Regions from separate parts of the Homo sapiens genome. Here region 1 is linked to region 2. Evidence: read pairs that join two places in POLR2A ChIA-PET (ENCODE). Cell type or tissue: Panc1. All regions are shown on one strand. Each heading gives the region's core, and the rest is flanking DNA. Links, peaks and the distances in the headings are about the cores only. Region 1 overlaps SLC35F3 (solute carrier family 35 member F3). Region 2 overlaps SLC35F3 (solute carrier family 35 member F3).

Region 1 (15,885 bases), core at 5,168-13,167, 73 kb after region 2:
CGCCGTCTTATAATTTAGATGTAAAAATCTTTAGAAACAAATAAAACTCTCTATATATGTGTATGTCTGTGTACAAAAAAATGACAGAGCTGATGGCCAGTGTATACAGAGCGTGGCCCGCGGTGTACAATACCCATATAAGGTACATTGTGCAGGAGGGGAATTGCTGGCTGCTTTTACTTCCTGACCAAGACTGAAAAATTATTTACTGAAATCTGTAAACCTTTTTATGAAACTTTTAAGCACCAGGCTGTTTACTTACACAATTTAGGTCTGCCAGAAAATTCTATCTGTGATAGATCTGTAAAGAGGGTCAGGGGTTAGAGTTTACTATTTTTGAAGTTTACATTGTTACATATGAAATGGAAACATTATTTTGAAACGTTGTCATAACCCAATGGTGCATTCTGTAACCATGGAGTCTTCTGTTTCCTGGGGGAAAGGGGCATTCATGACCTGAACTTTTTAGCAAATTATTATTCTCAGTTTCCATTACCTGTTTGGCCAAACAGATTAATAAAATATTTGAAAAAGAAGCGTTCAGTGCTGTCTCCATGGCCATTCTGTTACTTTCCCACTGCACCAGTCCTGAAGCAGTCCTCACCACATTCTGGCTTTTCCTCAATTGCACTTGCCCCCAAGAACCTTCAGGGTGGGTAAGCCAGCCCATCTGTCTCAAGGGAAGGAGACTGTAATATCGATAGAATTGACTTTTGCAAAAGTGAAATGCAGAAGCATCCCCAAAGCCTCACAGAAGCTCTAAGTCCTGGGGCAGCCTCTCCCTCCTCCACTTTTCCCCTGTTCCTCTCCCTCTCCCTCAAGGCACCTGCCCTCCGCTCAGCCCTGCCTGTGGCTTCCTTCTCACTTTTTCTTCTGAACGGGATCCGCAGCTCAGTTTACACTGGTCTCTAAGTGCCACCTAGAGCGGCAGCCCCAGTCCATAAATCTACCCAGTCTTCCAGCTCAGCCCCCACAGCCGCCTGCCTGCCTTGGGCATCCTAACTTAATGCTGGCATTTTCAATAATTTGATTGCTCCACTTCAGTAACATTATGCAGCTGTTCCAAGCAGCTGCTATGCCAGGGGCTATGAGAGCCAGTGGGTCTCATTCTAGGGCTACAGAGGGCCAAGTACTCTAGGAAGGGGTGTGAGCCAAGGGGAAACAAGAGCCTTTTTAGTACACCTCATCCCATCACCCACACCTAGAGCGTCTACACTCCATGCACCACACGTACCACTTGACACATGGGCTCTAAACCTGGAGAATCTCGTTATCCAGAGCAGAGAGCTCCCCTACCCCATGTGTCCAGGCATGTCTGGGAGGGGGCAGCTGGGGCAGCAGGATGCTGGGCTAGTTACCTCCACTACCCTGTTGAGGCTCCAAATCCCAGGGAGACAAACAGATATTTCCTTTGTAAGCCAGGACACGAAAAAGTGGGGAAGCCCTGCCTTAGGGTAGATTCATCTTATTCTCCCATTGGGCAAAAATGACCATGAAAACCCAAAAGAGTTGAGAACATGGACTCAAAGGGATATGTGCACACCCACATTCGTGGCAACACTATTCACAACCAAAAGTGGAAGCGGCCCAAGTGCCCATTGACAGAAGAATGGATGAAAAAAATGTGGCATGGCCATACAGTGGAATATTATTCCACTTTAAAAAGAAAGAAAATCTGAGCCAGGTGTAGTGGCTCACACCCATAATCCCAGCACTTTGGGAGGTGGAGGCAGGAGGGTCCCTTGAAGCCAAGAGTTCCAGACAAGCATGAGCAACATAGTGAGTCCCTCTCTTTACAAAAATAAAAATTCAAAAATTAGCTACGCATGGTGGTGCATGCCTGTACCCCTGGTTATTCGGGAGGCAAGAGGATCCTTTGAGCCCAAGCGTTCTAGTCTGCAATGAGCTATGATCACACGAGTGCACTCCAGCCTGGGCAACAAGGCAAGACCCTGTCTCAAAAAAAAGAGGAAAAGAGGAAGAAGAAAGAAGAAGAAGAGGAAGAAGAAGAAGAAGAAGAAGAAGAAGAAGAAGAAGAAGAAGAAGAAGAAGAAGAAGAGGAAGAGGAAGAGGAAGAGGAAGAAGAAAGAAGAAGAAGAAGAAGAGGAAGAGGAAGGAGCAGGAGGAGGATGGAGGATGGAGGATGGAGGATGGAGGGGGAAGGGGGAAAGAATTCTGACACATGCTACAATATGTTGAATCTTGAAGACACTGCTGGGTGACATAAGCCAGTCACAAAAGGACAAATGCTGTCTGATTCCACTTATATGAGGTTCCTGGAGTAGTCAAACTCATAGAGACAGAAGTAGAATGCTGGTTGCCAGTGGCTGGGGAGAGGGGAAATGGAGAGTTATTGTTTAGTGGGCATATAGTTTCAGTTTGCAAAGATGAAAAAAACCTGGTAGCGATTGTTGAACAATGTGAACGTACTTAATGCCACAGAACTGTACGCTTAAAAATAGTTTAAATGGTAAATTTTATGGCACGCGCATTTTATCGAAATTTTTAAAGGGACTATGAAGGGTAACGTGTATGAAATAAAATGGTTAGAACTCTCTTGCGGTCCTTTCGATACATTCTAAACCTGAGTTGGGGTTGCGGGAGGGGTAGGTTGAGAGATTTCTTTCCAGAAAGAAAACAGCCACAACCACAACACCTCCACTCCCCACCGCGCCAGAAGGTGGCCAGCACGGGGATGCGCTGCGGCAAACCTAGGAGGGACCCAAAAGCAGAAAATCCTAGAAAAGAGTTCCTGCGGATGGAACAGCGGGGCGGCTCTGAGATGCAGTCTGTGTCCCCGCTCAGCTGGGGAATTGTCTGCCCTCTAGAGGCGGGTCTGGGTAGCAATTAAAGAATGTTTCTCTGGGCTCCTTTAAAGAGGAAAAGTGAAGCCAAGACGGAGGGTACAAGAGAGGAGACCAGGACTTCCGTCTGCTGCTGATGAAAGAGGCAAAAAGCTCTGGGAAATCTCTGCTCTCTCCTTTCTTTCAGAATGTGATCGTTTGGAGCTAGAGGGCATGAAGTGACCTGCTGGCCGCCTTGCCACACCAAGTCAGAGCCGTCCCTAAGAACCCACACCTGCCGTACAGACCCTGAGCTCCTGCTCCTCTTGAGCCTTCAAGGATAGAGTTAGGCAGGAGGAATTCATGGCCAGAGACTTACTACCCCATAGAACAGATGTGTTTCTAAATCTAGCCAAGGTTGCATAACATGGAATTCTTTATCTTCAATTTTGAAAACAAATGGTTTGTCCTAAAATTAGAATGTGGTGGTGGTTGCACCATTCTGTGAATATACTAAAACTCAATACACTGCATAATTAGATGAGTGAATTTTATGATGTGTGAATTATATCTCAATAAAGCAGTTTAATTAATAAATGGTTGCCCCACAAGCTGATTTTTTTTTTTTTAAGAGATAGGGTCTCACTGTCGCCCAGGCTGGAGTGCAGTGGCACTATCTCGGCTTGCTGCAGCCTCAACCTCCTGGGCTCAGGCAATCTGCCTCCCTCAGCCTCCCAAGTAGCTGGAACCATAGGCATGCGCCACCACACCTGGCTAATTTTTTTATTTTTTTAGAGACAAGGTCTTGCTATGTCGCCCAGGCTGGTCTCAAACTCCTGCACTCAAGTGATCTTCCTCCTTGGCCTCCCAAAGCTCTGGGATCACAGGTGTGAGCCATCGAGCCCAACCTCCACAAAATGATTTAAAATTTCTTTATGGAAATCTCATAAGCACAGAGGACATTTGTTGGGTTGTTTGTGTTCTTGACTGCCCAGCGCCTGATCCCTCTTTGAAATAGCACCTTGCTCTTGCTGTGGAAGCTGAAGGGAACAGAATCTCCATTTCGGATCCTCCCACAGCACAGGAGAGGCGAGGAGGGTGTGAACTGGACTTGGCTCTGAAGCAAGATGCCAGACCCCAAAGAACAGCCGAGAAGGTGGTGCTGACTGGCCAGCTCCTGAGGGCCCTGCGGGGCCTCTGGCCTCTTCCCACCATAAAGGTCCATGGTTCCGGCCCTTTTGCAAACAGATCCTTTGGACTCACAAAGTCCCAACAGGCCTTCCAATCAATTCTCTTTTGTCGAAGACAGCAGGACACCATTTCTGTCGATTGAGTCCAAGAACTCTGAACAATATATGTGAGAGAACTGGGATGTTCAAAGAAAAGCTGAGCATTTGTTTATTTGAGGTTTGTTTGTGTGTTTTAACTTTCTGGTACACTTCTTGAAACTGGGCTTATTATGGCCTAGCAGGACTCCTAGGTCAAACTGCTTTAAAGAATGGGTAAGAATAGCTTATAAGAAATGCATCAATGATATATACATAAGGAGAGCTTAAAAGCTCCTCAGTGCTCTTAAAATATTTTAAAATAATTTTTTAAAAAATAATATTGTCTCTTCCATATATTTTTGTGCACTCAGCATTGCCAAATTCTTGAGAACATCTTTTTCTTAAGTTAAAATAGTGGTAAACCAGCTGGTAAATTTCCTCCAAATTATCAAAAACTTTGGAGTTACTAGAATTATAGGAAATGAGATTTAATGTAAAGACAACTTAATGTGTTAAAAGTTTTAGCTCAAGCCTTTTTTTCTGTCTCTTACTGAAAAAGGTACATGCTTCCTGTAGAATATTGAGAAATACCTATAAACACACAATCTAGTAGTTGTCATTGTAACTGCAGGAGGGGTAGCAGTAGCCTGTGAGGATATGACAGGGGGGCGATCCCTCTGAGAAGGCCTTGAGGGGGCTCTCAGGCACGCTCTCTGGGAGAGAGGTAAGGGCAGGGAATGCCCGTGGGAAGCTAAGTGTACACACCTGCTTAGCTCTACACCTGCTCTTCTATCCCCACAGAAAAGACACTAAGGAGAGGCTCTTGCCAGAAGAAAAACATTAGAGGAAATTACAAACCTCCAGAAGGAAATTCCAGAAATCCCCGGAGTTTATTTCTTATTGGGAATAGAAGAGCATTTGGCCACCTAAGCCTTTTAATTTGTTCAGAATTTGTGGTATGCATGTCATAGGGGGATCTCAGAGGCTAGGGAGAGACAGCCACTGGAACCGCTGTTTCTAAGACCCTCTTCCTACCCGCCCACGGAAGTGGGAATGGGGATGGAAGGCCGCACCAGAGAACACTGGCTGAGACATGACTCAGGGACCCACACTCCTCCTCCCTGCACCTCTCCCATCTTCAACGTGCAGCTTTGCAGTGGCGAGCCAGAGAAGCAAGACGAGGAGGTGGCTCACATCACTGCTGCTCAGACTGGGAAGTGTTTGAACCCTGAGGGTTTGTTTAAACTTCCAGGCCAGTCTCCACACAGCAAGAGTGGGACCATATGGGGGTTAAAAAAAGAAACCCGGTCGGGCGCAGTGGCTCACACCTATAATCCCAGAACTTTGGGAGGCCGAGGCAGGTGGATCATTTGAGGCTAGGAGTTCGAGACCAGCCCGGCCAACATGGTGAAACTCCGTCTTTACTAAAAATACAAAAATTAGCCAGGTATGGTGGTGGGTGCCTGTAATCCCAGCTACTCGGGAGGCTGAGACAGGAGAATCGTTTGAACTCGGGAGGCAGAGGTTGCAGTGAGCCAAGATCATGCCACTGCACTCCAGTCTGGGTGACAGAGTGAGACCCTGTCTCAAAAAAAATAAAACAAAGTAAAATAAAAAAAGAAACCCAGCTGGATGCAGTGGCTCATGCCTGTAATCCCAACAATTTGGGAGGCAGAGGTGGGTGGATCACTTGAGCTCGAGTTCAAGACCAGCCTGGGCAGCATGGTGAAACCCCGTCTCAATAAATAAATAAATAAAAGAAAACCTATCCGTGCATCACAGTGGTGCTCTTTTTTTAATTTATACCTGTTTATCAAGGATTAGAGTATAACTTTTTAAACTAATTTTATTTTGTCCTCAGACCACTCTCTTTTGGCATCTTCATTGATGGGAACTGTAAACCCTGTCACACCAACTAGATATAGCTATTCCCCCAGTGCTCCTGCTTTCCCTCTGTTATCTGCTTTCATTCACATGGTGAAAAATTGAATTTCCGGCATGTCTTCCTTGTGGGGAGGCTGAGAGTCTAGCACCTTTTTAGGATTTTGCAATTATGTGTGCAGTGTCGGTAGCTTGCTGTATGGTCCTGTCCCGTATGTTGAATTTCCTCAAAGATACCATGTGTGCGTATGTGTGTGCGTTTGCCACATTTACTGTGTTGTTTTTGATTAGTATCTCTTTCCCACCAATTAGACTATTGCTATTTGTTTAAATAAATGATCCCTGTAAACTAATCACCATACAATAATCACTACCTCTTTTAAATGATATCATTTAGAAACAGACATATAATCATCAAGGTGCAATCTGGCGACTTTCTTCATTCCCCTATTGCAAGAGTTACCTCTTCCTCTTTTTTTTTTTTTTTTTTTTTTCTGAGACGGAGACTCGCTCTGTCGCCCAGGCTGGAGTGCAGTGGCACAATCTCGGCTCACTGCAAGCTCTGCCTCCTGGGTTCACGCCATTCTCCTCCCTCAGCCTCCAGAGTAGGTGGGACTACAGGTGCCCGCCACAACACCCGGCTAATTTTTTGTATTTTTAGTAGAGACAGGGTTTCACCGTGTTAGCCAGGATGGTCTTGATCTCCTGACCTCATGATCCGCCCGCCTCGGCCTCCCAAAGTGCTGGGATTACAGGCGTGAGCCACGGCGCCCCGCCAAGAGTTACCTCTTAGGTTGACCATGGTGTTTTTCTCCAAAGCTTAATTTAAAAAATTCAAATCTTACCACTAGCACCACCTTAAAGTCCAAAGTACATTTGGACATTTAACTGCCCCCCCAGATTTGACTGTCCCAAGGCCATTATTACATCACAGGTTCTATGGGTTACTTTTATCTAAATTTTATCTCAATTTTCTGATAGCATTTAATTTCCTTTTTAGCTGAGAGAAAGTGCTTTCACACAGCCAGACAAAGTCCCGTCAGCTCCCCATGGACTCAATGACTCACCTCTCATCCTCTGAAGCGTTCACTGTGGGTCATGCACACTTGTCCATATTTCTAAATCCTAGGTCGACAAATAATGTACGCAGCCACCCTCACTCCCTGAACAATCAGAAATGGAGGTTTGGCCAGGCACATGGCTCATGCCTGTAATCCCAACACTTTGGGAGGCCAAGGAAGGTCCAGGAGATTGAGGCTGCAGTGAGCTAAGATTGTGCCACTGCACTCTAGCCTGGCAACAGAGTGAAACTCTGAGAAAGAAAGAGAAAGAGAACAGTGCATAGTCTTTTCATTTAGAATGAATTTTCACACCAAAAATATATCATTTGATCTCACACCTGGATGAATTCAGCACACACTGATGCCCACTTTATCATCTATGTGTTTCTAGAAGTTAGTCTCTTTTCCTTAGTTGATAATCTTTGTTTTCAAATTCTTAAAAATAGAAATCTCTCCAGATTCAGGTGCAGTGGTATGACAGAACAGTGCAATGGTTAATAAAATGAAATTTGCAAGCAGATAGAACTGGATTCAAAGCCCAGCTCTACCATTTATAGTTTTATCTCCTTGGTCAAGTCACTTGACATCTCTGAGTCTCAGTTTTCTCACCTGTAATATGAGGCTAATAATCAACTCTGCCATACAAGGTTGTCAAAGTAAAACAAAGTCATACATATAGAAGCTTAGCACAATCTCTAGACATAAGTAGTTGCTCAATCAGTGATAGCATTTACATCATCATCACCAGCATCATCATCACGGCAGGGCTGCCAAGCTTGAGCAAGAGCGTGTCAGCCAGGGTTGTGGCTGTATTTCTCTGGTTCTCATTCTACAATATCTCTCCCACTCTCCCTGTTTCCCCCTCTCCCAGTCTCTCCTTTGTCTACTCCCATCACATGGGGGTGTCCATCCCTTTCCATCCAAGGCCACATTCACCCTCATTTTCATGCAGTTTTGTGTCTTTAATTTTTACCTCTTTGAAAATCACTTTCAAATCTTCTCTGCCAAACTTCAAATCTGAGTTTTTCACTATCTTCCAGACATTCCTCCCAATGTATCCTAGCAACCCCTCCATCTTAACATGTCCAAAACTAAACACACAATTATCTCACTCAAAAACCTATTCCTCCTTCTTAACCTATTGATGTGAATTGGCATCATGATTATCTTATTTTCCCAAGCATAAAATCTTAATACTGGTCTTTAACTTCTTCCTTACTCCTACACTAGCAATCACTGTGCCATACACTCCAAGGCAGTTTCATTATAACTGCAAAGCATCTCTAGAAGCCTCTCCTCTACCACCACCCTACTTTATACCCCAGGACACACCACCTAGGGCATAGTCAGTCTCCTGATCATTCTCTACACCCTGTTGAGCTGGGATTGCTTCACTTTCTTATGCAAAGATCTTGAGTAGCTTCCTGTACTTTATTAAATAAACCTTCATTCCCTACCCTGGACTCAAGGCCCTCCATAATTTGGCAGTTGGTGACCTTTCCAACTCATGTGTCACTGCAACTACCACTGTCTCCTGCCCTCCAACCACATAGGACTGTTCACTATTTCTCTAATATATCCTATCCTCTCTTGTCCTGGTAACATGGTTTATTCCACATGGGATCCTTCCTCCCCTTCCCTCTCTTTCTGCCTAACCAAACCCTACATGTCCTGAAATATCTACTATACATGTTTCCTCCTTAATGAAACTTCCTCATTCTCCCCACAAGAATTAATATTCCTACTTGGTGACACTCCCCACTGCCACAATTTCTCTGTCTCTTCTGCCTTACACTAGAGTGAAGACTTACCTCCCCTTCTAGATGTAAATATCCTTGAAAGGAAAAGAAAATCTTGCTTTGTGCTTCTTATTCTATTTCCCTAGGCACACAGCAGAATCCCATACAAACAGTAAAATATAAATGTTTATTGACTTTTTTAAACTTTCAAAATAATTAAACATAATTTGTAACAGAGTTGTAGTCCTGTCAACTCTCCCTGACAGTGAAAAGTGAGCTGCTTAGGTATCAGCCATGGCCCATGATCAACCATCATAGAATCCTCCCAGGATCCTGTCAAATCATGATTCAGGTTACCTATCACATCCAGAATGATCCTAGTATTTTGCCCCAAAATACTAAGATTCATGAAAGTGTTATCAAACGGCCAAGAATAGAGATGGTCCTTTTTAATGTGAACTCTGTATCCTCAGACTTCCAGAAACCAGGCCAAGAATAGAGATGGTCCTATTTAATGTGAGCTCTGTATCCTCAGACTTCCAGAAACCAGCACATGGGTTCAGTTTCCCCATTTTCTATGGAAATCCTTGTCACACCTGTTGTCTATGTTGAATATTGCAAGGGGCCTGTTTGGTGTTTGAGTTTGCACTAGGGGCCCAGGAAAGACTGAATATAAAATGGTCCTTCCTAGATGGGCACGGTGGCTCACGCCTGTAATCCTAGCACTTTGGGAGGCCAAGGTGGGTGGATCACTTGAGCCCAGGAGTTCGAGACCAGCCTGGGCAACATTGTGAAACCCCGTCTCTACAAAAAATACAAAAATTAGGTGGGTGTGGTGGTATGCCCCTGTGGTCCCAGCTATTCAAAAGGCTAAGATGGGAGGATCACTGGAGTCCAGGAGGTGGAAGTTGCAGTAACCTGAGATTGTACCACTGCACTCCAGCCTGGGTGACAGAGTGAGACTCTATCTCGGAAAAAAAAAAAAAAAAAAAAAAAAAAATCCTTCGTGAAATAGAGGGATATGTCTTGGCCCCTGATGTAACCAAAAACTCAGATTCTGGGAAAGGCCTTTTTTGTTAAATTTCCTTCAATATCTCTGAGTCAATTCAATTATTTCCCCAATAAAGACACCAAAGCTCTATCAAAAAAAAAAAAAAATTCCCTGCACAACCCAAGCTCTGACTCTTAAACTGTCTGTGCGCAAGCCTTTAGGGCAAGTCTATTGAGAGCTAAAAGCCCTCTGCATTGGATTCAATGTTGAGTCTTGGCAAAATCTTTATTAGCCATCCTAGGCCAAGGCAACTTCAACCACTCCTGCCCTGAGTAACTCTAATTTTCCTCCCCTGGTTCTTGATCCACCACATGAAGTAAATTTTCTTGAACATTAAGCATTTGCAAGTATAAAACAAAGAACACTTTAAATTGGAAATTTAAAATTCAAAAGTGAAACAGACAAAAAAGTGGAGCAATGTGTATAAGAGTTCACCAAACTCAGGAAATAAATTGAAGGAAAAACAAGATCATCTCAGAAATGTGGACTTTGTAAAGTACCTAGGGATAACTGCTTTGACTGAAATTATAGAAATTTAAGTAGAAGAATGAGAAAAATCAAGAGAATTAAAATAAATAGATGATAAAAAGGAGCAAAAAGAAAAAAAGTCTTTAGCTGTTTAACTTTAGCAAAGAAAATCCAACATTTTCAACAGATAAAACTTTGAAGTCCCCTACAAGGAAAACAAAGCAATGGAGCATCGTATTTAAATTAGTAATCCCAAAAAAATGTGTGAAAAAAAGAAGACCTGAGTCTATATAGAAAATATATAGGAAAGATTGAAAATATGACTGAGAAAACTGAACCAGAATGGTCAAACCCAAAATATACTCCTAGTAAAACCATTAGATTTTAAGAAATGGGAAAAATTTTCTCTCAGACTCCATCAAAGATCAAGCCACTTAAAAAGTTAAAAAAAAAAAAAAAAGAAAAAAATCAGGTTGGCATTTGCTAGCCCAATAGCAACATAAAAAGCAAGATAGCAATGGAGAAATAGTTTCTAAAACTCAAGAGAAGAAAAGGGTGAGGCAAGGATGCTATTTATGTCCCGCCAACTGTCCTAGAAGTATCATGCTATAGAGGAGGAGTCACAAATTTTTTTCTGTAAAGGACCGGAGAGTAAATATTTTAGGCTTTGCAAACCATGCAGTTTCTGTCACAATTATTCAGCTCTGCTGTTGTAGTGCAAAAGTCACCAAAGACAAGACAACTACACAAATGGAGGAGAGTGGCTATGTTCCAATTAAACTTATTTATTAAAAACTTCTAGTAGGCTACAGGGACAAGTAGGCCATGGGACAAGGTTTGTTGACCCCGTGGGTAGACTGTTGGGCTTGGCAATTGTATACCTTATTCATGCAAAGAATAAAAAATGGATTGTTCCACAAAAGCTACTTCTATCACTTACAGTGCTGCTTAAGCCATCCTGAAGTCTGAATGTAGATTATGGCTGACTGGGTTACCTACATTCACACATCATCATGAACCATTTAAAAATGAATAATCACAAATAGAATACAACATACCATGTCTATACTCAACTTTCTGGCTTTGAGCATTTGTGGCTCTTCTGCTCAGCCATCCTGCCTGCACTCCCACCCCTACTTGCACCATTTGGTCTGCACCCCAGCCCCCAGCATTCTTCACCACTCAGAAAGGTCAGGTCCTTCCAGAGCTTTGGGGTTCTCAGACAGCAGAATAAAGGCCTTGGACACTCACCCATCCACTGCTGTAAGCCGAGATGCTCACCAAGATTGACATGTTTATTCAATGTTTATTTAGCCCTTTTCTTGTGTTAAGCATAATGCTAGAGGTGAAAATTTAAAAATCACAGAATACAGCTTTCAAGAAGCATGCACTAGACTGCCATCTGCAAAATGGTGAATTAGGCATTTCATTCCTCAAAAGAAATGTAGAAAAACAAGAAGGAACTGTTGACACCAACTTTGTCAGAACTCTGGAAAACAGTCAAAAGTTTTCAGCAACCAAGTGAGCACTGAATAAAGAAAAAGGCATTTCAAAATGGCAGGAAAGTTTTATGATAATTTTACTTACCCTTTTCCAACGCCCTCCCCAGCATAGCAGTACTTAAAGGAGCAGCATCCTTTGTTCCTGCAGAGAAACCCTGGTCCCTGACTCCAGAGAGAGCAGAGTAGACCTTATTCACTAATTATTGTATATATCCATTTTAACTTGCCTGGGGACTATGTAAAAGAATGATGGAAGGCACTCATCTCTGTTTTTCTTAACTCAGAACTCAGGCTAAAAGAGTGATGAGCATTACCAAAAACACTGAAGAATGAACTAACAACCTGGGACAAAAAATTATAGTTGAAACATACATCTGACTGTATGGCACAAAAGATTAGAGAGTAAACATATATCACATTGCCTAAAGCAAAAGCTGGGCTGAGTTTTGTTGGGAATGTAGAATATTCAAAACCAGCCATGTATACTAGGGAATTTAGAAAGCCACGTGCAAGCCTACAACAGAACACATGCTCATAAAAGCCCTATACTTTAACATTGGGTCTTCTCACTAAGGCCCTAAACTTCAACCTAGGGCTGAGCTCTGAGCTCAGTGCAAGCTTAGCTAAATGTTGAAGGAGGGCACTGGCACAGATCCAATCTGCGAAGACTATAAGAGGTATTGTTCTCTCTCTTGCTTTTTGAATGTTTGTTTTATTCGTTGTTTTTGTGTTTAGCTGTCAAAAATTTTTTTTTAATGGATCCAAAAAAATCTCTGTCAAAAAACTAGTTGAACACAAGCTAAGGAACAGAGACTTCAGTGACCACACATGACAAGGAATATAGTGTTTGCAATAGTATTTTGGGAAAGTCACTAGATAAATAGACTACTACAGCTTTCAACAATCAAAAACAAACAGAGGAAAAACACAGAAAACCCTGGGGAAGGGAGACAGTCTGATTTCTGGAGTTATACATTATGATACACAAATGTCCACTTTTTGAAAAAAAAAATCACAAGAACAAGAAAGATATGACCAATTCAAAAGAAACAAAATAAATCAACAAAAACTGTCCTCAAGAAACTCCGAACATCCTACTTACTAAATAAAAACTTCAGAACAACTGTGTTAAGGATGCTCAATAAGCTAAAGGAAAACACAGAAAACTAAGTCAGTAACACTGTGTATGAACAAAATGTGAATATCAATAAAAAGATGTAAATTATAAAGAGGAAAGAACTGAAATTCTGAAGCTGAAAAGTATAATCACTAAAAAGAAAATTTTACTAGAGGAGTTCGGCAGCAGATTTAAGCAGAGGCATCAGCAAACATGAAGATAGGACAATTGAATTGTCAAGTTTGAGGAGCAGAAAGAAAAAAGATTAAAGAAAAATTAACGTAGTCTAAGGGACCTGTGGGATGCCATCAAGTAGACAAAAATACACATAGTGGGAATCAAAAGAAAAAGAGATAGCAGCAGCTATAAATATTCTTTAAAGAAATTATGACTGAAAACTCCCCAGATTTGAAGACAAGAATCTAAAATCCAAAGCAGTTAATGAACTTCAAGTACAATAAACTTAAAGAGACCCACACTGACAAACATTATAATCAGCTGTCAAGAGCAAATGATAAAGAGAATCTTGAAAGAGACAAGAGAGAAATGACATGTCACATACAAAGAATTCTCAATAACATAACAGCTGATTTCTCATCAGAAACAGTGGAGGCTAGAAGACAGTGGGATGACAAAAATCAAAAATTCCTCCCTTAAAATGAGGGAGAAATTAAGACATTCCTAGCTAAACAAATGCTGAGATAGTTTGTTACCTGTACACCTGCCCTGCGAGAAATGCTAAATGGACTTCTTCAGGTTGAAATGGAAACATGCTAGACAATAACTTGAAGGCATATGAAGAAATAAAGATCTCTGATAAGGATAAATACATAGGCAAATATAAAAGCAATCATTGTATTTTTGGCTTGTAACTTCACTTTCTATTTTCTACATGATTTGAAAGACAAATACATAAAAATTATAAATTTATGCTATTGGACACACAATGTGTAAAGATACAAGTTGAGACCAAAAAAATAAAATAAAATATAGAGGAGGATACCCTGGTGGTCTATTGGTTATGGAAGAAAAGGAAAAAAAGAAAAAAGTAAGAAAGAGGGGGAAGGTGGAATTATACGAAGGAGAGTTTGAGTATGCTATCTGAAGTTAAGTTGATATCAATTCAAAATATATTTTTATAAATTTATGATGTTAAATGTAATATCCATGGTAAACAAAGAAAATATAGAATATGTACAAAAGAAAATAAGGGAATAAAAATGGTTTACTATAAAAAAAATCAACTCAATAAAATAGAATTCAGTGCTGAAAGAAATAAAACAGCAAACAAAACGGTGGAGGACATAGAGAAAACAACAAAACGGCAGAAACAAGTGCTTCCTCTTTTTTTTTTCCTTTTTTTTTTTTTTTTTTTGAGACAGAGTCTCTGTCACCCAGGCTGAAGTGCAGTGGCACTATCTCTGCTCACTGCAACCTCCACCTCCCAGGTTCAAGTGATTCTTGTGCCTTAGCCTCCCAAGTAGCTGGGACTACAGGCACCTGCCACCAGTGCCAGGCTAATTTTTGTAATTTTTGGTAGAGATGGAGTTTTGCCATATTGCTCAGTCTGGTCTTGAACTCCTGAGCTCAAGTGATCCGCCCACCTTGGCCTCTCAAAGTGCTGGGATTACAGGCGTGAGCCACCACACCCAGCCAGAAACAAGTACTTCCTAGCCAGTAATTACTTTAAATGTAAACAGATTAAGCTCTCCAAAAAAGAAAAAAAGAGGCAAATTCACAGAATGAATTTTTTGATTTAAAAAAACCTGTGATCCATCTATCTGTCTACAAGAGACTCACTTTAGATCACCAAACACAAATAGATTGAAAGTTAAAAAAATGGGAAAAAATATTCCATACAAAGAGTAGTCAAAAGAAAGCTAGGGTGGCTATACTATCAGACAAAATAGTCTTTTAAGTAAAAAAATGTTAGAAGAGACAAAGAAGGACAATATATATTGATAGAAAGGTTAATTCATCAAGAAAGTATAACAATTATAAAGATATATACACCAAACAATATGTCCCCAAAAACATTTGAAGCAAATATTCATGGAATTGAAGAAATAAATATACATACAAGAATACTACAATAATAGTAGTAGACTTCAATACATCATCTTCAATGATACATAGAACATCTAGGCAGAAGATCAATAAAAATATAGAAGACTTGAATAACACTATTCACCAACTAGACCTAACAAATATATTAAAACATTCCACCCAACAATAGCAGAATACATATTATTCTAACATGCTTGTGAAACACTCTCCAGGGTAGACCATATAGTAGGCCACAAAACAAGTTTCAATAAATTTTAAAAGATTGAAATTATCCAAACTATTCTTTCCAACCACAATGGAATGAAACTAGAAATCAATAACAGAAGGAAAACTGGAAAATTCACAAATTTGTGGAAATTAAACAACACACATTTAAACAACCAATGAGTCAAAGAAAAAAATACAATTGAAATTAGAGAATTACTGATTCAATAATAAGAATTACTAATTCAGAAAGTCTTCAAAATACAAGATCAAGACACAAAAATAAATTATATTTCCATACACCTTCAGTGAACAATCCAAACTGGAAATTGAGAAGGCAATTCCATTTACAATAGCCATCTGAAAGAATAAAATACCTAGGAATAAATTTAACCAAGGTAGTGAAGGACTTGCACAATGAAAACTACAAAACATTGCTGAAAGAAATCACAGGAGAACTAAATAAATAGAAAGATGTCCAATGTTTATGCTTAGGAAGACTTAATATTGTTAAGATGTCAGCATTATGCAATGCAATCTACAGATTCAATTGAATCCCTAGTAAAATGTCAACAGCCTTTTCTGTAGCAGTGGAAAAGCTGATCCTCAAATTCACATTGGACTACAAGAGGCCCAAATAGCCAAAACAATCTTGAAAAACAAGAACAAAGTAAAAGGATTCACAATTTCAGATTTCAAAGTTTAATACAAAGCTATAGTAATCAAAACAGTGTGGTACTGGCA
Region 2 (15,885 bases), core at 3,247-11,246:
TATCTGCTTTGACCTGGTAGCTTTACTCCTAGGAATTTACATTAGAGGATGTACAAGCAAGCATGGACGATAAAGTTTGAACATGATATCATTACAGCATTGTTTGTAATTAGCTAAAGATTAGAAACAACCTAAAATATTCAACAATCAGGAACTGGCTAAAGAGATTGTGGTATACAACCTTTGGTAGAATGCTGTTCAGCTGGCCAGGCGCAGTGGCTCACGCCTGTAATCCCAGCACTTTGGGAGGCCAAGGCGGGTGGATCACCTGAGGTCAGGAGTTCGAGACCAGCCTGGCCAATATGATGAAACCCTGTCTCTACTAAAAATACAAAAATTAACTGGGCATAGTGGGGCACACCTGTAATCCCAGCTACTCAGGAGGCTGAGGCAGGAGGATCACTTGAACCCGGGAGGCAGAGGTTGCAGTAAGCCAAAATGGCGCCACCGCACTCCAGCCTGGGCAACAAGAGCAAAAAAACTTCATCTCAAAAAAAATAATAATAATTAAAAAAAAAACAGAATGCTGTTCACCTGTAAATAAAAGGGCTAGTGTTTATGCAATAAGGAAAGATCTCTAAGAAATATTGTTCAGTGAAAAAGCAACCATTTGAATTTAAAAAAAAAAAGGAGAATAGATATTTGTATGGCTTGAATATTCATTTAAAACCTCTAGAAGGATAAACAAGAAAACTAAAAACAGTGGTTTCCTGTTAGTAGGATGGGAAGAGGGCAAATGGTTAAATGCATTATGTTGTCAAAAAGAAGTATATAATTTAAAAAAAACAGCAACAACTAGAAAGAGTGGGGGCAGTTCCAAAAAAATAAGAACCAAGAGCGTCAGTATGACCATCCAGGGTGTTCTCTGATGAGCTCAGTTTTTAAAAGCATGTATAGAAAATGGACAGAGAGGCACATACCCAAGGCTGAATGCCAAATAAGGTCAAGAGCAGCCTCCAGATGAAATAAGCCTTGAACAATGTCAAGGGCAAGGACATTTTTTTTCAGTCATTGTGAGGGAGTATATAACAAGGAAGGTCAATGTCACTGTGAGGGGTAGAGTGAGATGGCAGGATGCTAGCTGGTGACAGACAGAAAGGAGAACCACTTCCCTATTATGACCCTACTGCCTCTCACATGGGGATCCTTTAAGTCCTGCTTGTACTTGGGACTCTGAACTTCATCCATGTCCAAAACCAGGCAAAGGCTGCCCTCCCATGTGGGAAAAATTATTCTCTCGCTTGTGACTCTCTGGATTCATTGACTTCCATGAAGACTGGCCTTGGTTTTCCTTTGGCTTAATGATCTAAGAGTGCCATATTTGGCTTGTCTGTGGGCTGGTTCATTTTTTTATGCCTTTGGCTTCTTCAAAACTTCCCTATGCACTGGCTTTCTATATCCTTAGTAGTGTTCACACTCTTCTCTATTCTCAAAACCCAACCCATCTGGAACTCATTTCAGCCTCAAGCAGTTACATCAGACCTAACAAGTCAACCAAGAAGGCTCCCACCAGGCATTGGGCCTCTTCTTTCCAGAGGTCACCAATGGTGCAGATGTGGGTTTTACTTTTTTGGTGTCAAACCATCGGAGAGAAATGTCACCATCTTCTCCCATCCAAGAATAATAATCTTTAAATAGGGTAAGGACAATGAAGCACAAACGTTATGAAGAAGGAGGTAAAATCTAAGAAAGGAGACAAGATATAAACACACTTAGCCACTTTAAAAAATCTTCAAGTCTTTAGGCCCAAGTTAATTCTATCCCAGGGTAATAAAAAGGCTTGCAAACAGGATTGTAAAAGATACTATAAAGAAAAGGAATTATTTTGGAAGATCATTTCTCAGTTTTCTAAATGGTGAGAAAAAATTCTCTTAACCAAACAGGCATACCACTCACTCTCTGTAAAGTTCACGAATAAATTATTAACCAGTTTGTAAGCACTTAATAAACAAAGGTGTTGCTAGAAGCAAGCATAATTTCTTTATAAAAATATGCCAAATCAGCTGAGAAATCTTTGTCAACATGTTTTAGTTCATCATTGCCAATCTGGAGGGAGACATCCAGATGTTCACCACTGATCCTGACTTATTTAGTACTTTTGTTAGTAACTAAGTTGTACAGATATGACCAAGGTCTTTGTTATTACAAGATAATTTGTTTTGCGTAATTTATTTTTAAATGTCATTGTTAATTAAAAATGTCTGCTCTGTGAAAGAGATTGTTAAGAACATCAAAAAATTAGCCACCAACTGGGAGAAAATATTTACAAAACATCTGATGAAAGACTGATATCTAAAACGTACAGAGAACCCTTAAAACTAAACTACATGAAAACCCAACTCAAAAGTAGGCAAAAGATCAAAAAAGATACCTCACCAAAGATGATATACAGACAGCAAATTAGTATATGAAAAAATAATGTCATGTCATCAGAGAATTGCAGTTTAAAACAACAATGAGATACCACTACACACCTATTAAAATAGCCAAGATCTAGAACACTGACAACACCAAATATTGCTGAGAATGTGGAGCAATAGGAACTCTTCTTATTCATTGCTGGGGAAATGCAAAATAGCACAGCCACTTTAGAAAACAGCTTGGTGTTTTCTTACAGAACTAAACATACCTGTATAAAAGATCCAGCAATTGTGCTTTTTGGTGTTTACCCAAATGAGCTGAAAACTTATATCCACACAAAAACCTGCACACAGATATTTATAGCAGCTTTATTCATAATTGCCAAAAATTGGAAGAACCAAGATGTCCCTTGGAAGACATTGAACAACCTTAAATGCATATTACTAAGTGAAAGAAGCCAGTCTGAAAAGGCTATAGACTGTTTGATTCCAGCTATGTAACATTCTGCAAAAGGCAAAATTATAAAGACAATAAAAATCAGTGATGATTTGAACCCTGGAAGGGTTGGGGATGAAGGGATGAATCAGTGGAGCTTGGGGGATTAAAACACTTAGAGCAGTGAAATAATTCTGTATGATACTGTAATGGTAGATACATAACATTATGCATTTATTTAAAACAAAAACAAACCAAAAACCCTACAAATCCAAAACTGTACAACACAAAGAGTAAGCCCTAATTTAAACTACAGGCTTTAGTTAATAATAAAAAATCATGACTGGTTCATCAATCATAACAAATGTACATCAATGCAAGATATTAATAATGGGGAGGAGGGAGTATATGAGAACTCCCTCTAGTTTCTGCTCATTTTTTCTGTAAACCTAAAACTGCTCTGAAAAATAAAGTCTATTCATAATTTTAATGTCATAAGAGTGGAAAAAACATTTGATTGGAACTTTTGAAAAATGAATCTAAAAATGGTGAAAAGCATTTTCAAAATATAGTTTACCAATGCAATGATGAATTATTAGAATTAATAAAAAGTGAATTAAGTAAATTTTGGGAGTGATGGAAATATTCTATATCTTGACTGTGGCTGAGAAATAGAAATAAAATTCGAAGCTCCCCTGAATGATTGAACAGACCTCCTCTTGGCCAAGAGGACCCCAGAAGAAGCTTGGAAGCTGAATTTTCAGCTATGATGGGATGGTAGGACAAACCTCCTTATATCCTCTCCTTTGCTAACTGTCGTTAGGCTCTTTTGCCTAAGGGCTTGCCAGAAACCAGCCCTTTCAAAAGACTTCATCAGTGATTTCACAGCCTCATGACTCCTCCTCTCTTTTGTGGTTTGACAAAACAACCAACCAGCATTCCTTCACTGACCACGGAGTGGTTCTGGCCAGTCTATGAATGATGTGCATGAGGGTTTTTGTATCCTCTGCTTCACCTTTTGATGTCAGAGAACCAAAAACTCCACCATCAGATTATGCTAATGCCACCATTTGTCTAACATGGGACCCACAAAGGAGCATGAAGCTCAATTGTGCATGTGCACGTTTCTCCTTTTGTAAATATTCGTGACTGCTCCTATTGCTTATTGAATATGTATATTTGGCCACCCCATCCAGCATAAATCCCTGTCTTATTCTTCTGACCCTTGAAGTGCTTGCTCCCAGCTTCCTGGCCAGAGGCTACGCTTCTCAGCCTGTCCCAGTGGCCACGCTTCAGGCTGCAACTGTTTATGAGAAAGCTCTCCTTTCTAAATTTATGAACCTTGTCACTCTTCAGTTGATACAATAATAGTTTCATGGTAATAAAAATTTATCAAAACACATGGATACTTACAACTTAAAACGGGTGCATTTTATTGTATGTAAATTATACTTTAATGAGGTTAATTTTTTAAACTGAGATAAGTAGGTTGGGGATATAATTTTATGACCAAACTATAATAGTGCAACATATTGTCTGTCACCTTATGCTTGACTTTTACTCCATGATCCTGAAGAAAATGATTTTTACATAAATATTCAAGTACTTTGTCAATTTTTCCAGTCTCCTCTAAATCCTTTAATATTCAAGTCATTCTCTTTTAAACCCTCTTTGAAGTTATTATCCTTGTTGAATTTCTCTTCTTTAGTTGTTAATTCTCCTAAATCTGCTGTTTCTAGTTGGTCAGTGGTTTTTTTGTATGATTTGAGTTGTTCTCTTAACATCACTGCCATAGATTACTGATTTGATTTTGTCTTTTTAAGATTTGCCATTTGCTTTGTAACAAATTGCCATGTATTTGCACACAGCAAAAGAAGATGGACAAGGATTTGAATCAAAGGATGGACATAGATGCCAGTGTTGAAAAGGGAAAGATATTTGAGTTGGAAGTACTTCTATATTGCATTATAGCTGGTTCATTAGGGAATAATTTTATGTTAGGGTGAATTTTGCTTTTCTATACAACTTCGTAACTACAGAGACTGCAATAAGAAAGTTGTAAAAGTGCGTTCAAGAAAGAGGATGCATTTTAAAAATCAAATGGTTACATAAAATCAAGCAAAACTAATAGCTAATACAGTGGATGGCCGTATTGAGATTTAAAAACATATTGACAAGGTTGAAATGATCAGCCTAAGCCAGGAAGGGGAGATTTAACAAGCATTCCTTTTATAGGTAATTGCATTTGATAGGTATATGCATTACCTATTTAAGTATAAATGTCCAGTGTAGGTTGGACCTGTGGCTTGTCTGTAGTGCTTACAGGAAACCCTTGGTTTTGTAATCACCTGACAGTGTAATCGCCTGCAGTTCTTGCCCACTGTACAGATAAAGCCAATTCACTGAGATGGTGGTATTGCAGTAGAGAAAGTGTTTAATAATCATATGGTTCACCAAGTGGAAGAAGGGGAGTTAATTACTCAAGTCAGCCTCCCCGAAAGCTTGGAGGCTATCTTCAAGAATAGTTTGGTGGGCAAGGGTTTAGGGAATGGGGAATGCTGATTTGTTGAGTTAAGGATGAAATCATAATGGGGGGTCAAAGCTGTCTTCTTGCACTGAGTCAGTTCCTGGGCGGGAGTTCACAGGACTGGTTGAATTAGTTCCTCAATATGAGTCACAGGTCCAGGTGGACTCCCTCAGTGAACAAATTGGAAAAGTCTGAAAAATACCTCAAACACCAATCTTAGGTTTTACGATAATGATATTACCTGTGGGAGCAATTAGAGAAGTTACAAATATTGTGACTATCCCTACATGACTCCTGAGCAGTAAACAATGACTAGTTATCATTTAACTATGCCTAGGTCTTAGTGGAATTCAGGCCCCTCCCATAATTCTAATCTTGTGACCTTTCATTAGTTTTACAAAGGCAGTTCCATCCTGAACAAGGAGCGAATAGTTTTGGAAAGAGGCTATTATCATCCTTGCTTTAAGGTTAAACTATAAACTAAATTCTTCCCATAGCTATCTTGGCCTATGCCCAGGAATGAGCAAGAGGTTGTGAGGTTAGAAGCAAGATGGAGTCAGCTATGTCAGATTTCTCTCAGATTTCTCTTACTGTCCTAGTTTTGCAAAGGCATTTCAGTTTCAGATCATGTCTGGGTCAGTACAAGCCAACAGTATCAGATAACAACAAAAGAAGCTAATGTCATTCTGTCTGGGTTAATTAAGGTACACCATCCAACTAGTGGAAATAAAAGTCATGCTGTGTTCTACACTGATGCAAACACTTGGAATAGTATGTCCTGTTCTGAGCTCCACCCTCTTAGAAAGGTGTTGATAAGTTATTGAATCCAGAGGAAGGTATATGGGGTATTCGGGGAAAGGGGAGAGTAAAAACCACTTCTTATGAAGAATGGTTGAGAGCAGTGGGAATATTAATCCTGGATGAAGTAAGACTTTGGGAGAGCCTAATAGCTGTCTTCAGACCTTCAAACCAAAAAATAGAGATCTGTAGCATTTTCCTGTTGGACAAGATGACCTCTAAAACTCCTTCTCCCTGGAAGATTCTTATTCCTATTGTGTTAAATCTTCACTTTAAAAGACCTTCTATTCGTACATTCTACTTCTTCCTCCAGTATATTGCATAAGCCTTAAACGAAAACCTATCACTATCATTTGACAGCAAGCTAACAGCTTCCCACCTCCCATTAGCTAATTGAAATCAACAATAATAAGAAAGAAATAGGGTTTTTATTCAATCCAGACGGCCACACACATAACTGAGCTGCTAAGTAGAAAGTTCCAGGATGCTTCTCCAGATGCAGCCTGAGGGGTCCTCCAGTTCCTCTGGGGCAGGGTTGCTCAAACATAAAGAAGCCATCTTATTAGCCAGGCATGGTGGTGTGCGTACCTGTAGTCCCAGCTACTCGGGAGGCTGAGACAGGAAAATTGCTTGAACCCAGGAGGCAGAGGTTGCAGTGAGCGGAGATCGTGCCGCTGCACTCCGGCCTGGGTGACAAAGCGAGACTCCATCTCAAATAATAATAATGATAATAATAATAATAATAATTTATCTCCTGATTTACACTCACACCATTGTTTAGGCAGGGACAGGGTAATTTCTCTAGTGGACTGTTTTTGTTTTCTGGTGGTTGCCTATCTACAGATATCACTATATCTATAGATCCATGAGCTATAGATATCACTATATTCAGTGATATCTTTGTTTTGATGCTCTTCCTTAAAGAGTATAATCACAGCTTCAATATAATAAAATCAAATTCATTCAGACCCCTTTCATTAAGAGTTAATTTTGATAGAGATTAAACTGCCCCTCGTAGTTTTCTGAGCTACTCCTGAACAAGAAGTTTGCTAAGCAAATGGATAGGGTAGGACAGGTGGGGAAAGGGTGTTTAACTTCTACGGCAAAAAAAATGAATAGGTTTTTAAATCTTTTGAAGCTTCCATCTACTTGAAATCAGTTGGCATGATAAGTGAATATTCTCTTTTCTGTACATCACACTCCTTAGTACTGGTTACTATGTCTCAAAACAGTTTTCAGGGTTTAGTGTGTAGAAGAATCACCCAGGAAGCTGGTTAAATGCTGATCCCAAGGCTCAGCCTCTAGACATTCTGCACTTCGTGAAAGGCTGCCATATGGACCCAAAAGCAAAAATATGCCCTTCTCTTCTACTTCATTATGTTCTCACTTAAAAAAAAGAGAAAAAACTACTTGTTTAGACCAAAGAAGTGAAATTTCACATTGTAGTTCAGAAAAGAATTCAGCGATGGCCATCTGGAATTAAGGCAGAAGTCACCTGGGGAGCTTGGGGTTTCTCTATATGAGTTCTGCTCAGGATCCCAGAGAGCCCTCTGGACGGAGATCATGGTCTTCCATACTGGGTCCTCCTTCTTTGAGTTTTGAACGGTAAGACTAGCCTAGGCTGAGGGGTAACATTCTGGGGTCAGGACTTGGGATATGAAATTCAGTTATCTTAATACTATGGACAGCCTGCTTAACTTTGCAGAGCCTCATCTTTTTCATCTATAGAAGGGGGATAACAAACGATCTTAATGTAGTCAGGTTAGTATGAGGCTCAGGTGAGTCATTTCCTGATTAAGCACATGGCACCGGGAGAAACTCCGCATACATAAGTGCCTCACGTCTCCCTCCATTTCCTCCACCAAAGTTACCCAACAGCAAGAACAAGACACTTTACTGCACGGACTTCCTGTGTTCGCCTCCCTCGATTGTAACCTCCAAGTATACACAGAGTTCCCATGAGAGGGAAATAGTTAAACATCAAAACAGGTATGAGCAACTTATGTTTTCTGCTTCACATGAAGCCAAACCTAGAAAAATGGAAGAGTTTAAGGACCGAAATTCTTTTTCCCTTAAAAATGAAAATAATTGTATTAAGTAAAATTTTGGCTAACACAATGCTAAGTGGGGCTTGTTGGTGGCAACCCATCCAGGCTACCTCCCGAGAAAGTGTTACCAGAAAGGAGTCCTGATCCAGACCCCAAGAAAGGGTTCTTGGATCTCATGCAAGAAAGAATTAGAGGTGAGTTTACAGAATAAAGTGAAAGCAAGTTTATTAAGAAAGTAAAGGAATAAAAGAACGGCCACTCCATAGGCAGAGAAGCCCTAAGGGCTGCTGGTTGTTTCTTGATCATATGGTAAACAAGGGGTGGTTTATTTGAGTTTTCTGGGAAAGGGGCAGGGAATTCCTGGAACTGAGGGAATTCCTGGATCTATAACTGATATAGTTATCCTATATCCATATAGAATAACTTCTGGATGTTGCCGTGGCATTTGTAAATGGTAATGGTGCTGGTGGGAGTGTCTTTTGGCATGCTAATGACTTATAATTAGTGTATAATGAGCAGTGAGGATGATCAGCTGTCACTTTTGTCACCATCTTGGTTTTGGCGGGTTTTGGCCGGCTTCTTTATTACATCCTGTTTTATCAGCAGGGTCTTTGTGACCTGTATCTTGTGCCTATCTCATCCTGTGACTAAGAATGCCTAACCTCCTGGGGATGCAGCCCAGCAGGTCTCATTTTACCCACACTCTATTCAAAATGGAGTCACTCTTGTTCAAATGCCTCTGACAAAAGCGGTGTGACAAGCCTGGGATTCCCATAGTGATCATGCTGGTAGGAGTGAGGTGTTATTATTTAGAAACACTATTGCACCCGCTAAGGATATGCATGGATAAGGTGAGTGAGAAAAATGAAAGGGCTTAACTAGTGTCGTACAGCCAGTGAACAGCAGGGCAGAGACTCAAACTTGGGTTTGCAGATGAGAAATCCTTCACCTTTCTATCTCCACAGTATTGACATCTCCCCAGCCTCTAAGGCTCACCCCAGGACAGTTGCCTGGTTGGGTAGGAAGCTGTTGGTGTTCATCTCAACAAATATTTACTGAGCACTTACAATGTGCCATGCTCCATATTAAATGCTGGAGGGTAAAGTGATGACTAAGAAAACCTCAACTTTCAAGGCATTCTATAATGTGCTACAAAGGGGAGGGAGTTACTTTAGGAAAGGGAGAAAGAGTGTGAAGCAATGTGCTAGTAATTATCAGTGAGAAGGATAACGTTGGACTAGCAGGGGGAGAGCCCTGCTGTGGCACTGACTTGCTTGCTGTGCATTTAGGCGAGATATTTCTTCTTGTGAGCCTCTGTTTTCTCACCTGTGAGATAGGGTTAATAGACTGATGTAACAAGCTTGTTTGATATGACTATAAGAAATACTTTGAGAATACATGCATTAATGAAAGCCCTCTCCAGTGCCTGGCATGTGGTTGGCACTCAGGAATGGTGGTGTCTGTCCTGGGAGTGGTGGTTGCAGTGGCTGCTTTAGGATCTGGCTCTTCTTACAGGAGAAAGAAACAGTTCCACTTCCTTCTAGGTAAGCTGTTTTTATTACTCCCTTCCTGGTCCTCCGGAGGGCCGCTGGCATTTGACTTTGGCAGAATTAGGACCTGAGTATGCCAAATGAAGCCTCTCTGGTGCCCATACTATCAGCCTGGATCCTGCAGGTAAGCTGCAAGCTGCAACAGCTTCAGGCACTGGTACAGAATGCGGTTCCGGTTGTGGTCTGAGGGCAGGTGGTGAGACCCTCTGCACCACCAAGTCACAGGCTCTGTTCCCCACTTCTCCTTTCCAGCCCCAAGGTGCGGGTTATTGGAATTCAGCTAGCTTTGGGAAAACAGGACTGTTTGTATTCTAACACAGAGCTGAGTCTCTATTAGGCAAACAGCCCTTTGACTAATGGACTTGGCCTTGGAACAAGAGCAAGCTGCTTACATTCCCAGGTTGCCACAGTTCTGGGCTACAGTTTGTATCCGGAGCAGATATGCCAGTGATCATGTGGCTTTGCATATGGGTACCCTGCTGATGGGATCACACACATAAGTCACATACAAGACTGCTGGTGAAAAAAAAGGAGTTGCTATGTACCTCAGATGACTGATCCTGCTAATCCTGGTCCGGGTGCTACCTGCAGGGGCCAAAACTGAGAAGCTCTGTTTGAGAAAGGGAGAGACTAACAGAAGCATGATGAGAAAAATCTGGGAGTTGGGGACTAGGAGTTAAGGCATATTTAGGTTCTATTTAGGATGGGGAACTTAAAAGAGATATGAATTTTAAAAGAACAAAAATTTTAAAGAGAGCTAAAAGAATGTTAAAGGAGTACAGGAATTTCTGATGAGAATTTTAACTCTTATTAAAATTATTATTTAGTATGCAAAATAAACCCTCTGTTCCACCTCCCTTGTGAAATCTTAGGTAAAATTCATCTTGCTTGCGTCTATATTTATGGGCTTTGTTGACTCGGGAGAGTATGCAACAGCATTTTGAGCCTTGATTTAAGGCTGGGAGGTTCTCAAAATGTGATCCCTGGAGCAAGAACATGAGTACCACCCAGGAGCTTGCTGGAATTGTGGTCTCAGGTCCCACCCCAGACCTGAAACAGAAACTCTGGGGATGAGGCCCAATCCTCTGGGTAATTCTAATGCAGTTGAAGTTTAAGAACCACTGGGGCAGGGTGACATCCTAGAAGCAGCACTTAGAGACAGCCAACACTTGAGATTTACTAGTGTCACCCACGAGAAAGCTAGGACACTTGTGCTCAAGGCTGGCTGACATTAGAATCACCAGGGGAGCTTTTAAGAGTCCAGATGCTGGCCCAGCATGGTGGCTCACGCTTGTAATCCAGCAATTTGGGAGGCCGAGGCGGGCAGATGACCTGAGGTCAGGAGTTCGAGACCAGCCTGGCCAACATGGTGAAGCCCTGTCTCTACTAAAAATACAAAAATTAGCCAGGCATAGTGGCAGGCACCTGTAATCCCAGCTACTCAGGAGGCTGAGGCAGGAGAATCACTTGAACCCAGGAGGCAGAGGTTGCAGTGAGCCAAGATCACACCACTACACTCCAGCCTGGGCGACAGAGCAAAACTCTGTCTTAACAACAACAACAAAAAATGCCATAAATTGGGAGGAAATGTTAGCAATACAGAAATATTAGCAATACAAATAACTGAAAAGGATTAATATCCAAATACCATTCACCACACCCTGAGACTAACCCACCAGGTGTGCACAAGGAACCTTCCACTTGGTGTCTGTTCAAGGACCTCACTCCAGCAGTTGTTCCCACCTTCTGCTGGATCATGTTCATCGCTCATTATAATATGATAGCTCTAAGAATTTAAAAAGTACACCTGGCCAGGTGCCACCTTATTTATCTCTCTGAATCCAGCAAAACTTACCGGAAGAGTAGTCTGTACTCTGTCTCCCTTTCTCTCTTAAACCTACACCACTATGGATGAGCTCTTATCAGAGTCATATGTTGCCAAATCCAGTGACCATTCTTAGTTGTCATCTTACTGTTAATTTTTGTTTTTATTTTTTCATCTCGTTGATAGAGGATCTTGCTCTGTTACCCATGCTGGAGTGGAGTGGCATGATCATAGCTCCATCATTACTACAGCCTCAAACTCTGGGGCGGAAATGATCCTCCAACATCAGCTTCCTGAGTAGCTAGGACTGCAGGCACACACCATCATGCCTGCTAATTTCTAAATTTTTTGTAGAGATGGGGTCTTTCTGTGTTGCACAGGTTGGCTTCAAACTCCTGGGCTCAAGTGATCCTCCCACATCAGCCTCCTGAGTAGCCAGGACTACAGGCATGCTCCTCCATACCTGGCCAGTATTCCTTTTACCTAAGCTAACACTTGAACCCTCCTTATTGTTTACCTGGGACACTGAACTTTTTGTGTCATCTCCCTTCCTCTCTGGCTGTTCCTTCTCAGGCTGCTTTACTGGTTCCTCCGGCCTCCCTGAACTCTGAACAGTCCAGGGCCCCACGCTCAGTCCTTTGTCCTCTCCTCTGCAGTGTCTACGCTTGCTCGCTAGGTGAGCCCCTCCTGTCTCATGTCTCCCTGATGATGACCCCCAGATGCATGCCCTCAGCCTGGACCTCTTTCATGAATTCCAAGACCTATAACCAACAGCCTGTTCAACACCTGCCCTCGAATAGCAAGTAGACATCTCAAATATAACATGTGAAAAATCAAACCCTTCATGTTCTATTCCTCTCACAATCCTCCCCACCTTGAATTACAGCAGCACCATTCTTGCAGTTGCACAGGCCAAAAATCTCAGCATTATTTCTTCTTTTTTTCTTTTTCTTTTTCTTTTTGTTTTTTTGGTAGAGATGGGGTCTTGCTATGTTACACAGGCTGGCCTCAACTCCTGGACTCAAGCGATCCTCCCGCCTCACCCTCCCTGAATGCTGGGATTATAGGTGTGAGCCACTGCATCCAGCCTCAGCATTATTTCTGATGCCTGTCTTTCCCTCATGCCCCTAGCCAAGCCAGCAGGGACCCCTTTTGACTGTACTTCCAGAACATATGTAGAAACTGACCACTTCTCACCAGCCCCACCATGTCCCCCCAAGACGAAGACATCATTCTCTCCCTTGTGTCACAAGGTTAGCCTCCCAAGCGTTCTCCATTCTTCTTTCCTTACCTCCCTGCAGTCTGTTCTCAACACAGAACAGTCCTTGAGACAGAAGCCTCCTGTCACTCCCCTACTCAAACCCCTGTAGTGCCCCCACCACATCACTCAAAATGAAAGCCAGAGTCTATGTACCCCACATGATGGAGGCCCTGATCCTTCTCCTCCCTTCTCAGCTGGGTCTCTGTCCCAGGCTCCACCCACACTCCAGCCTTTCCTCAGGTCCCCTGCCCTTTGTGTTTGCTCTTCCTCCATGGCTCTTCCCATGACGTCTGCAGGCCTCACCCTCTTACTCTGTTCAGGCCTTTGCTCAAATATCACCCCTTCAGGCTTTTCCTGACCCTACAGCTCAGCAGTCCCACTCCCTCTCTCCTGCCCAGCTCTGTTTTTCTCTACAAGGCATAGGAGCATTGACACACTATTTACTCTATATGTGTTTGTTTGCTCTCTGTACTAGGATACATGAGGAGAGGGACTTTGTTTTATTCACTGCTGTATCCCACAACCTAGAGTAGTGCCTGGTGTAGAATGAGCACTCCATTTCTCAAACAACTTAAATATTTTTTAAAGTTCTGCATATTATAAAAAAATACAGTAGAAAATGGGCAAAAGATTTTGACCTGCATGTAGAAAAGACACAAATGGCCAACAAACATGAAAAAAAAATGCTCCACTTATTTAGTAGTCTTGGAACTCCAACTAAAACTAACAGTTTATGCCTTTTGTGCCCACCAGAATGGCAGAACTAACAAAGCAGACAGTATCAGGCGAGGTGAGGATGTGCAAGTTCTGAACCTACATTCATTGTCAGTAGAAGGATAAATATTTACTATTCCTTTTGAAAACACTTTTACATCATATCCATACAGTCTTCCATCATGTAACATTGGGGATACATTCTGAGAAATGTATCCTTAGGGATTTCGTTGTTGTGTGAACATCATATAGTGTACTTACACAAGCCTCGACGGTATAGCCTGCTGCACACCTAGGCTATAATGGGATAGCCTAATTGTTCGTAGGCTGCAAACCTATGCAGCGTGTTACGGTACTGAATACTGTAGACAACTGTAACACAATGGTAAGTATTTTTATATCTAGACATATCTAAACATAGAAAAGGTCCAGTAAAATATGGTATTAACATCTTATGAAACCACCGGTATATATGCAATCCATCATTGACCAAAATGTCCATATGAAGCACATGGTTTTTTTTTTTTTTTTTTTTTTTTATTGATCATTCTTGGGTGTTTCTCGCAGAGGGGGATTTGGCAGGGTCATAGGACAATAGTGGAGGGAAGGTCAGCAGATAAACAAGTGAACAAAGGTCTCTGGTTTTCCTAGGCAGAGGACCCTGCGGCCTTCCGCAGTGTTTGTGTCCCTGGGTACTTAAGATTAGGGAGTGGTGATGACTCTTAAGGAGCATGCTGCCTTCAAGCATCTGTTTAACAAAGCACATCTTGCACCGCCCTTAATCCATTTAACCCTGAGTGGACACAACACATGTTTCAGAGAGCACAGGGTTGGGGATAAGGTCACAGATCAACAGGATCCCAAGGCAGAAGAATTTTTCTTAGTACAGAACAAAATGAAAAGTCTCCCATGTCTACTTCTATCCACACAGACCCGGCAACCATCCGATTTCTCAATTTTTTCCCCACCCTTCCCGCCTTTCTATTCCACAAAACCGCCATTGTCATCATGGCCCATCCCCAATGAGCCGCTGGGCACACCTCCCAGACGGGGTCGTGGCCGGGCAGAGGGGCTCCTCACTTCCCAGTAGGGGCGGCCGGGCAGAAGCGCCCCTCACCTCCCGGATGGGGCGGCTGGCCGGGCGGGGGGCTGACCCCCCCACCTCCCTCCCGGACGGGGCGGCTGGCCGGGCAGAGGGGTCCTCACTTCCCAGTAGGGGCGGCCGGGCAGAGGCACCCCTCACCTCCTGGATGGGGCGGCTGGCCAGGCGGGGGGCTGACCCCCCCACCTCCCTCCCGGACGGGGCGGCTGCCGGGCGGAGACGCTCCTCACTTCCCAGACGGGGTGGCTGCCGGACGGAGGGGCTCCTCACTTCTCAGACGGGGCGGTTGCCAGGCAGAGGGTTTCCTCACTTCTCAGATGGGGCGGCCGGGCAGAGACGCTCCTCACCTCCCAGACAGGGTTGCGCCCAGCAGAGGCGCTCCTCACATCCCAGACAGGGCGGCGGGGCAGAGGTGCTCCCCACATCTCAGACGATGGGCTGCCGGGCAGAGACGCTCCTCACTTCCTAGATGGGATGGCAGCCGGGCAGAGACGCTCCTCACTTCCCTGACTGGGCAGCCAGGCAGAGGGGCTCCTCACATCCCAGACGATGGGCGGCCAAGCAGAGACGCTCCTCACTTCCCAGACGGGGTGGCGGCCGGGCAGAGGCTGCAATCTCGGCTCTTTGGGAGGCCAAGGCAGGCGGCTGGGAGGTGGAGGTTGTAGCGAGCCGAGATCACGCCACTGCACTCCAGCCTGGGCAACATTGAGCACTGAGTGAACCAGACTCCGTCTGCAATCCCGGCACCTCGGGAGGCCGAGGCTGGCGGATCACTCGCGATTAGGAGCTGGAGACCAGCCCGGCCAACACAGCGAAACCCCGTCTCCACCAAAAAAAAACGAAAACCAGTCAGGCGTGGCGGCGCGCGCCTGCAATCGCACGCACTCGGCAGGCTGTCAGGAGAATCAGGCAGGGAGGTTGCAGTGAGCCGAGATGGCAGCAGTACCGTCCAGCTTTGGCTCGGCATCAGAGGGAGACCGTGGAAAGGAGACCGTGGAGAGAGGGAGAGGGAGAGGGAGGGGGAGAGGGAGAGAAAGCACATGGTTATATACTTATGACCTAACAATTCCATGCTAGGCTTTTATGGATTGGAATCCAAAGAAACTGTACAAAAAAGAATGATAGCAGCAGCAGTGTTTTTAATAACAAAACACCCAAAAGCAACCCAAATGTTCCAACAGAGGAATGGAAGTCATTAGACCACTTCCTACCAGCCCTACCATGTCTACCCAAGACTGAGACATCAACGTGGGGATCTCATGTT

Evidence for each region. ChIA-PET counts read pairs that join two places held together with the same protein. Peaks named below come from ENCODE experiments on the same cell type or tissue, not always from the same donor. Only the 100,000 strongest peaks of a DNase experiment are listed, where the experiment ranks them.
Region 1: POLR2A ChIA-PET joins it to region 2 with 11 read pairs; 2 of 35 experiments call an interaction of 5 or more read pairs at or near these places.

What each region holds. Positions count from the first base shown.
Region 1 is chr1:234,323,976-234,339,860 of GRCh38, forward strand. It overlaps SLC35F3 (solute carrier family 35 member F3), which reads left to right. Exons shown (of 8, transcript NM_173508.4): 8 at 1-536. Among named protein-coding and RNA genes, the nearest start is that of MIR4671, 25 kb to the left of the region's middle. RefSeq lists an enhancer at 2,607-2,776. In Panc1, for the core only: no CTCF peak of the experiment used is centred there; no DNase peak of the experiment used is centred there.
Region 2 is chr1:234,252,840-234,268,724 of GRCh38, forward strand. The region is part of intron 3 of SLC35F3 (solute carrier family 35 member F3); the gene reads left to right. Among named protein-coding and RNA genes, the nearest start is that of SLC35F3-AS1, 12 kb to the right of the region's middle. In Panc1, for the core only: no CTCF peak of the experiment used is centred there; DNase peaks (open chromatin) are centred at 7,982 and 10,063.